Regions from separate parts of the Homo sapiens genome. Here region 2 is linked to region 1. A link is a loop called in an ENCODE intact Hi-C map of the cell type or tissue named here. Cell type or tissue: PC-3. All regions are shown on one strand.

Region 1 (5,000 bases):
AAAGACTCTACTCTTCCTTCCTCTATACCCTTTCCTCCACATAGATGCTCAACTCAGACTTAATGAGTTAAACTGGTGGGATTCAGATGCAGCCAACACTCATTACAGAACCTACTGTGAGGTGGAAACCATGGTACTGGTGGTACCATCAAGTCCAGGAGCCTCTTACATCCTCATGATAACTCTGTGACTGCCTCCTCCAGGCTTGAGGACTAGGTGATGTGCCTGGGAACATACAACTGGAGAGGGGCGAGGCTAGGATTTGGGGACAAGGTTTCCATTCCCATATTGAGTCTTTATTCCAGCTTCCGTAATTAGTAAATTGTTTTTAAACCTTCCACCAACCATATAAAAGGCATTTTTTGTTGCTTCTTCATGACTATAACATCTCAGGATAACAATATCAGAAGAGACTGAACATCTCACAAATCCAGAATTGGCCTAGCAGTCAGTGGTGGGAGGGCTGGGGTGTAACTGTTGACGAATAGTGTTCATAATTCTGGAAATCTCTCTCTCTGCTCTAGTAAGACATCACTTTTTGGAGAGGGGTTTCCTGATGGAACTAAGGCATGGCTGGAATATGCTCTTCTTTTTTAAATGTATTTTTTATTTTTTTAGATAGAGTCTCACTCTGTCACCAGGCTGGAGTGCAGTGGAGTGATCTCCGCTCACTGCAACCTCCACCTCCCGGGTTCAAGCAATTCTCCTGCCTCAGCCTCCTGAGTAGCTGGGACTACAGGTGCACACCACCACGCCCAGCTAATTTTTGTATTTTTAGCAGAGATGGGGTCTCACCATGTTGGCCAAGAGCTCTTCTTTTATAAAAACAGAATTCAACCAAATGAATGCAGGCTTAGATGCTCCACACCCTTACTACAACCAGACTGCTAGAGCTCAAATTATCTCGGGGACTCCTCTTTGGGAACTGTCTTCAGAGGCCATTTGTATGAGACATGAAAAAAGCCCTCTCCTTACCTGCTACCATTTATTTCTGACCAGAAGTGGTAGTAACCAGTTTGATGATTCAGCTGTGGCCCTGAATGACTTGGATTGTTTAAAAGTCAAATAAGCAAGTCTTGCCACCATGGAGGGTATTCAGGTGCTAAAGGGCTGATGCACTAGAGGAGATTCAGAACTGCTACAGAGAAAACAGAGGATTCCCCTGGGGGCTATTCAGAAGGGCAACACTCCTGAGTTAAGAGGTCCAGTAAGTCTGTGCCATAAATTATTGGGCAGCTCTCACACCTAAATAACTACACGGCTTGTTGAAGTACTGATTTCCTCAAACATGCTTATACAGCTGGTCTGGAAATGTACATTTTGTTTTTTTTTTGAGACGGAGTCTCACTCTGTCACCCAGGCTGGAGTGCAGTGGTGCGATCTCGGCTCACTGCAAGCTCTGCCTCCTGGGTTCACGCCATTCTCCTGCCTCAGCCTCCCAAATAGCTGGGACTACAGGCGCCCGCCACCACGCCCGGCTAAGTTTTTGTACTTTTTTAGTAGAGATGGGGTTTCACCGTGTTAGCCAGGATGGTCTCTATCTCCTGACCTCATGATCCGCCACCTCGGCCTCCCAAAGTGCTGGGATTACAGGTGTGAGCCACCGCACCTGGCCCGGAAATGTACATTTTTAACAATATCTCAAATGGTACTGATGCTGATGATTGAGAATTATGCCTTAGACTTTTGTCTCATGCATTTAGTGCTTAAAGAACAAGAATTGAAGCACCACTTACTAAAGTCCAATGTTATGGTCAAGGTCAAAGAAGTCCTTGTTTCTCCAAATCCAAACATGAAGGCTACCAGCTTACCTTCCTGTTTTCTGTCCCTTTAAGCACTGCATACAGACCAGGCAATGTGCTCCCAAATAGGAGAAAGCAACTCACTAAATAGTGGACGACCCAGTAATGATACTACCAAGTCAGTGTTTATATAGGAGAACAACATGGTTTTGAAGGAAACATTTCAAGGCAATCCCAGCTGGTATAATCTAAGGTTAGGCAACAATGAAACCCCAGAAAAAAGTATGAGTTGGGATGACTTTCCCAATGAGGCTTCCAAAGGAAATTCCAGAGCAGAAAGTCACTGCCCACATAGGAGATGTGGGTGCCAGGTGGGAGGCGCTCAGGATCAAGGCCAGGTGTGCAGGCTGAAGAATTCATTAGAGCTGCCCAATGACTCCAAGCTCATGGCCTGATGGCCCAGTGGTCTCCTTTAGAACTGCGCCCTGCCTCAACTTGCCTCTTCCTAATTGGACCCTCACCCCCACTTCCCCAACAAGGCTGGACTTAATTTAACTCATGCTGCAAATTTCCTAGGTAGATGCATATTGGTATCTTTTCTAGGACCACTATCAACTGCTCTTGAGCCAATGCTAAGCACCTAGGAGGGCCCAAGGCTCCCCATATCAAGGGCTTCCCAGGCAAGGGAATGCAGCCTTCAAAATGCCATGGTTCCCACCCCAGAGTTGCTGCAGCAGAGGTGTCTGTGTGATTGCAAGATGTGGCTTGTTTCCTCCTCTCATCCTAAAAGCAATGGGCCCTAGTGTCTCATTCTTCTCCTGGAAATGTATCTGCCATATCCTTGGGCAGCACAGTCCGTGAATCAGGATGGATAGAGACATAGTTACATGTATCATTCACCCCCTTGTACACAAACATTTTTAAATGAAAGTTGGAATTAAGAGGTGAACTTCAGAAGCCAACACATTAGGAAAACGACTTCCTCCTAGGGCAAAACACCTCTGAACTGGGTAAAGGAGGAATGAGGCGAGTAAGCACCCCACCACCTCACTTTCACTCAGCAAAGCAGACTGAATTGAAACCAGTGCATAAGCATTCCACTCTTTCGACAAAGGCCATTGGTAGCTGCAGTTCTGCTGCCCGAGCCAGGGGAGCAGATGAAGATGTACAGAGGGACGTAAGGTGGGGATGCTCCCTTGTACCTCCACACATGGGCAGAGGTGGAGGAAAAACATGAGCAAGCAAAGTCTCCCTTGGTATTGTTTTCTCTTCTGTTAATGTTTCCATGGCTAATTTTAAAAGAATCAAATCCTAGGAAATCCTAGGATGAGCCCAGGGTAGGAAGATGGGGAGTGGTCAGAGCTTATTAACTGAGACCTGAGAGAAAACAAAGAATTCCAGCCGAACACTGCTGCAGGATTCAGAGAACATATTGAACCCTTCTTGGACTTGAGTTCTGCTCACTTGTTATGAGTATGGGGCTGCTGAATGTACATACCTAGGTTACAATAACAAAGGCTAACGTGTACTGAGAACTTACTAAGGACTATAGTCTATTCTAGGCACCCCATGCAAATTAACTCATTCACTTCTCACAGCAATCCTACATGGAAAAGGCTTCTTACTTAATGCATAGGAAAATAAAGCACAGAGAGGTTCAGCAACCTGCTGGAAGTCACACAACTAATCAAGTGGTAAAATGAGGAGTTGCACCCAGACCATCTAAATTAGGCTCTGCACTTTTGACCACAATGTTAGAGCAGTTCCTACCCTAGAAAGTAAACATTAAATAAAACATAGTGCATGCTTTTTTTCCAAGTTAAAAAAGAAAGGTAAGGAGGCTTGTTTCCAGGTCATAGATAAGTCATAGAAATTTCAGTGACAGCTGTCATATCTTAAGCACCTACTACGTGTTATGGACTTTCCTCACACTTTCCAATCTTCTAACTATTCTGCTATGGAAAATATTATTCCCATTGTACAAATAACCAAACTAAAACTCAGAGAGATGAGTGAACACACAAATGCACACAGCTAGTAGGACCAAGACTCCCAGACTGGGTTGCCATGCTCCTGGGTTGGAGTCCTGAATCTCGGTGATTCCCTTAGCCCAAAAGCTTTAGTTTACAGATGGGGAAACTGAGGCTGGCAGAGATTATATATTGAACACCATCTTTAAAGTTACTAATTGTACTGCACAGTGCCCACATAAAGAGATAGTGTATGTATCATTAAGCAGGATCTGGAATGTGGCTAGTTTTGTATGTATTCCACAGGCTGGGAAGCCAGAGCTCTGTACAAAAAAAAATGTGCGGAATGGACTCAGATTGAGGAGAGGTGAGTTCAGCCCTAGCTCCTGACACTTATCCATTCTTTGTCCTTGAGCAAATCATGTAACCTCTTTGATTCTCAGTTTCCTTATCTATAAATGGGTATGACGATAATAATATCCATGGCAAGTATTATTGGCAGGATTTCAATTCACTAATAGTTATGGAATGCTGATTAGGTGCCACACACTAAGTGAAGTGCCAAAGGTCTGTCACCCCCATCTGATGCTCTCTAGAGCTTGATGGGACATGTTCTTAAAGACACCTTTCACAGATAAAGAAAGTAAGGTGCTAAGAGGGGAGGTGATCTTCCAAATTTGCATAGCTAGTGAATGGCAAAGCTGGGAGTTGACCCCTTGTAGGCCACTGTGGAGCCCAAACCAACTGCCCACCAACAGGATCCAACAGAGAGCTAGCATCCGGCAAATGCTGGTTGTTGACTAGTATTTCATTATTTTCTAGAAAAGACTGTTAAAAGGGTATCAAGATCTTGTCACCAGACACATAGGATTGATGCATTTTCAATTCAAGCCCACCTGCACCCTTAGATCTAAGTAGTGTGCACCTTTGAGTAGCAGGAGGAGGTTGGGGAGAGAAGAGGGAGCCTAACTCTCCCAGGCACCCTGACCATACCCTAAACGACAAACTAAGTTATGGAGCATCCACCCATGAATCAACACAGGAAGGGGCGTCAATCCCTGGCCAGTGCTGCACCCAGAAAGTGAGTCATCCCCACCTGCTGATGTAAGGCACCATGCACCACACTGCCGGGGCGCTTCTGGGAAACCACAAAATGTGAAGCAGTGTGTTTGATGGGGGAGGGCATGAGGATGCCAAGGACTTCTAACAACCAGAAGGGATCGAAGCCAGAGCAGCCTCGATGCGAGGGTGTTAGCCAGAGAGGAGCTTGTCACTGGGGTTTATTCAC
Region 2 (5,000 bases), 330 kb before region 1:
TCCTAGTCTTCCTTTTGCCCCAATGTCTGGCACCTTTCCTGGCATACAGTTGGTCTTCAACAAATGATTGATGGTGCAGGAGTTCCAAATGCCCACTGAGCATAAGGTCAAACAGGCACAAGGTGACAATCAGGCATCAGCGCAGTAGCTCACAGATGGGGGCAGGCAGCAGGTAACCAGCCCTCTCATCCCCCTGGTAAGAAAAAGCCTCTTGGAGAAAAAGAGATTAATTAGTTTAAATCTGTAAGCTACCTTGAAGATAATGGATGTTGGATATTTAGGCAAGGACAGGCTGGGTTTGGGACAGTAATGTATCTCCCATAATACAAGAGTGTGTAATTAAGTATGTTAATGGATTTTATGTCCTTCTCTGAAGCATCTGTCTTGGCCAGAGTGGAAGACAGAATATTGGACACACTGGACAATTGATCTCTTTAATAGGACAGAACTTATGCTCCTCTTTTATGCCTCAAAAGCTACCATTTCGCCCCATGCCTGATGACATAAACTCCAAAGCCTGGTAATGCGCACTCAGGGCATCCTGCCACTGCTAAATCATTTGCATCCCTAAACTAGGACAACTTTTTTACCCTCTTCTTTTGAAGTCAGTAGAGATAAATGCATGCGAACTTCTGATTCCTATTTTGATTTGGTGGTGGAAACACAAGAAATGGAAGAAGACAGAAATAATATGTAACAGAATAAATGACTTACTTCATAAGTAAACTTTCCAAGTTCACGTAGGTGATGAAGTCAGTAGCTTCCTTTTAAGCACTTGCAAGTTGAATACTGTGATAAACCTTTTACCTGCATCATCTCATTTCATCTGCACAAAGTCACAAAGACTATATTATGACAAATATTTTCACAAGTTCACAGAGTTGCCCAAGTTTATACAGACAATAAAAGGCAGAGCCAGCGTTGGAACCCAGGGGAGTCTGATTCTGAAACGCATGCCTTTAACCACATTGCCTTCCATGTCATGTACTCCACAGCCCAGTTAGAAGAAACTCCAGCTGCCTGGGAAGCGTGAGATTTAAAAAAAAACAACAGCTTCACTAAGACATAATTCACATACCATACAATTCATCCATCTAATATGTATAATTTGCTGTGTTTTGGTATATTCACAGAGTTTAGCAACCATCACCATAATCAATTTCAGGACATTTTATCACTTCTAAAAGAAACCCTGTACCCATTAGCAGTTGCTCACCATTTCCCCTACTTGCCATCCCTCAACTCTAGCAACTGCTCATCTACTTTCTGTCCATATACATTTGCCTGTTCTGGACAGTTCATATGAAGGGAACCATAAAGCATGTAGTATTTTATGCCTGGCTTCTTCCGCTTACCATAACATTTTCAAAATTTGTCCATGTTGTATCATCTATCAGTACTTTATTCCTTTTCACTGCTGAGTAATATTTCATTATATGGATATACCATCTTTTATTTATTCAGTCATCAGCTGATAGGCATTTGGTTTGTTTCTGCTTTCTAGCTATTTCAAATGTGTTGCTATGGACATTCCTGTACATATTTTTTGTGTGAATATATGTTTTCAATTCTCTTGGGTATATACCTAGTAGTACAATTGCTGGCTCATATAAAAACTCTATATTTAACTTTTTGAGGAAACTGCCAGACTGTTTTCCAGAGACTGCACCGTATTGCATTTCTGTTAGCAGTGTGTAAGTATTCCAATCTCTCCAAATCCTGGCCAACACTCATTATTATCTGTCTTCTTTATAATAGCCATCCTGGTGGGTGTGAAGTAGTTCTCGTTGTAGTTTTGATATGCATTCTTCTGATGGCTAATGATGCTGAGCATCTTTTCAAGTGCTTATTGGCCATTTATATCTTCTTTGAATAAATATTCAGATCCTTTGCTTATTTTTATATTGAGGTATCTGTCTTTTCACTATTGAGTTATAAGAGTTCTTCATATATTCTAGAAACAGTCTCTTTTTTTCTTTTTCTTTCTTTTTTTTTTTTTTTAAGACAAGGTCTCACTGTCACCCAGGCTGGAGTGCAGTGGTGTGATCATAGCTCACTGTAGCCTCACACTCCTGGGCTCAAAGGATCCTTCTGCCTCAGCATCCTGAGTAGCTGGGATTACAGGCAGGAGCCATAGTGCCTGTTTGAGTCTCTTGTCAGATATATAATTTGCCAAAATGTTCTCACATTCTGTAGGTGGCAGCATGGACTTTGAGCCACTTAGCTGAGCAACACATTCCCAGTGAGGCAAAGGGCTGTGGTCAAGGTCTTATTTCCAAAACCAAGCACTGGCCTGGATGTGGTCTGATTGTGGTCTGATTGTGGAAAGCAAAGGGAAAACAACTCTGACAATGAGAATTGTGTATCTAAGCACAAGGTGCATTACTCCCAGGAAAAATTGGATGAGTCAAAGGGAAAATTTTCTTTTATATATGTTTCATTATTTGTGTAGCTTTTATTTGCATTTCTGTTTTATTTTATGTGAAATGGCAAGATAATGAGCAACTTGAGGCACACTGGTGACAGTCCTACATGGTATCTTCTAGCACCACGGGCTTCTCTGTGCACAAGTCCATAAAATCCATGCATTCTGTGTGTTTCTTTAAAGGCTTTCAAATGCCCTTCTATTGCTAATGCCAGATATCATTTGTTGAGCATTTAACCATGTGCTAGGAGATGAGCTAAGGACTTTCTATGTGAGCTAAGCCTGTTTCACTTCTTAACCCCTCACACTGGATTTTATTCTAGCGCTGGAGAGTCATGGAAGGTTAGCATTAGTAACAGGAGGGTGTTTGTTGGGACTTTGGGCAGATTACTTGACCTCATTAAGCCTCCTTTTCTCCTTCTGTTATTTGTGGGGAGGAGAGTAACTATTCCTGGATGATGAAAAACACTAAATTAGATAACATATTAAAAGAGCTCAAAACAGCACCTAGCTTCCTATAGTACCTTATTATTTGCTGACAGTGCTGGAGCATGAATCTAGCCTCCTATTTTCTTTCTTTCTTTTTTGAGACAGGGTCTCACTCTGTCACCCAGGCTGGAGTGCATTGGCATGGTCTTGGCTCACTACAACCTCTGCCTCCTGGGTTCAAGTGATTCTCGTGTCTCAGCCTCCTGAGTAGCTGGGATTACAGGCATGAGCCACGAAGCCTATTTTTTCGTATTTTTGGTAGAGACAGGTTTCACCATGTTGGCCAGGCCAGTCTCAATCTCCTGGCCTCAAGTGATCAGCCCGCCTCGGCCTCTCAAAGTGCTAGAATTACAGGTGTGAGCCACTCTGCCCGGCTGAGGCCTCCTATTTTCAATAACAACACTAACCCATCTAAGCTATACCATCTTGAATCTGAAGAGCGATATTTATATTTTCTCTTTAAGGAGTGGCTTGCAGGAGAAGAAATAATAAGGATTTGGGTAAAGATGGAGTTGAATTTGCTGCATGAGTCACCAGGACACCACAACTGCAGCCAGTTTTCTCTTTTTAAAAAAAGTTGCTGTATTATTCTTTATGTTTCCAAAGAGTAGGATGAGATTGTCCTGAGGCACTTTCAGGATAGGTGAGGGCTCTATGAACCCCTGCTTTGGCTGTTGCTGGTACCCAGGCCTCTCAATTCAGTCGGTCCACACTCAAGGCTGTTTTAGGGCAGACTTTGTTTTTTTTTGTTGTTGTTGTTGTTTTTCTGAGATGGAGTCTCGCTCTGTCGCCCAGGCTGGAGTGTGGTGGCGTGAACTCTGCTCACTGCAAGCTCCACCTCCCGGGTTCGCGCCATTCTCCTGCCTCAGCCTCCCGAGTAGCTGGGACTACAGGTGCCCACCACCACGCCCGGCTAATTTTTTGTATTTTTAGTAGAGACTGGGTTTCACCGTGTTAGTTAGGATGGTCTCCATCTCCTGACCTCGTGATCCGCCCGCCTTGGCCTCCCAAAGTGCTGGGATTACAGATGTGAGCCACCGCGCCCGAGGGCAGACTTTGATTTACAGGTTGGTCTTACTCTAAGTGAAAATGCAAGTATGACACACAGAGATTCAAAAAACCAGTGGTAAATAGTCTTAGACTAGCTCTAGAACTAAAACAAGAGCTTTAGGGGGTCATAACATGAATGCATCATGCAGCATTTGGAAAATTACTGCTGAGATTGACCTAGAGGAGGGGTTAACTCCACTCTTTTTAAAGGATCAGGCTGTCTTCACACTCAGTGAAAGACTCAGCTGTTTGAGCTGCCAGGCGTGCCCCACCCAGTGCTCTCCAAGAGCTGTGGGCCAGGACGACCACTCTGCAAGTCACAGACGCTTACTTAGGCAGATGCTGCTCAGGGCTTGCCTCTGGTGACTGCAGGAGTTAAGTTTTAAAGGAGGGGGGCTACAACTTGTGTACCTTTCAGTATGATGTTGCCTCCAGTTTCCTCCTGGTTTGACCTGCACCGAGCCTCCCTTTCCAGTCCTGGTCTCGACTCAGAACTCTTTCCTAGTGCTTGGCTGTTCCAACTCCCACCAACTCTAGCATCAAAATGTGCCAAGACCTTTACTGCATTTGTTAGATTATTTTCCTTATAACATTGGTACTTTAAATCAGCTAATCCTGTATTATTTAACCCAAAGCATTTGAATTTCCAGCGAACCTTATTTTGTCAGCCTTATTTTGGGTATCACCAACCCCATTTTGTAAATGAAGGAACTCAGCCTTAGAAAGATTAAGTGACTTGCTCACGATCACATAGCTAGCTGAGGACAGAAACGAACCTTGGCCAGGTTTTCTCACTTCCAAGCCAGGGCTCTGTCCAGGATATAAAGCTGCTTCATGTGAGATTTAGGAGTGTTTGTGACGTTCTCATGGGGGTTGAATAGGGACCAGGAGTGCATACTTTGCACAGCAAGACATTTTAAAGAAACATCACCCAGTAACATGGAAGACAAAGTCACCAGCAGAGTGGGTGACTGGCTGAGTAGGGAGAGCACTAAACTGACAGCTCAGATCCGGCATCGACTTTTCTCCTTAAACA

What was found. A loop is a pair of places that touch in the nucleus more often than their neighbours do. Peaks named below come from ENCODE experiments on the same cell type or tissue, not always from the same donor. Only the 100,000 strongest peaks of a DNase experiment are listed, where the experiment ranks them.
Region 2: a loop joins it to region 1, with 6 times the contacts of the local background. A loop is called at or near these places in 2 of 110 quality-filtered maps.

Annotation. Positions count from the first base shown.
Region 1 is chr10:120,508,427-120,513,426 of GRCh38, reverse strand. The region is part of intron 2 of PLPP4 (phospholipid phosphatase 4); the gene reads right to left. Among named protein-coding and RNA genes, the nearest start is that of PLPP4, 54 kb to the right of the region's middle. In PC-3, no CTCF peak of the experiment used is centred here; DNase peaks (open chromatin) are centred at 2,046 and 4,836; H3K27ac peaks cover 2,792 bases.
Region 2 is chr10:120,839,254-120,844,253 of GRCh38, reverse strand. All of the region lies in intron 1 of WDR11-DT (WDR11 divergent transcript), which reads left to right. Among named protein-coding and RNA genes, the nearest start is that of WDR11-DT, 9.4 kb to the left of the region's middle. In PC-3, a CTCF peak has its summit at 2,206 (motif pointing right); a DNase peak (open chromatin) is centred at 2,313; H3K4me3 peaks cover 413 bases; H3K27ac peaks cover 2,969 bases.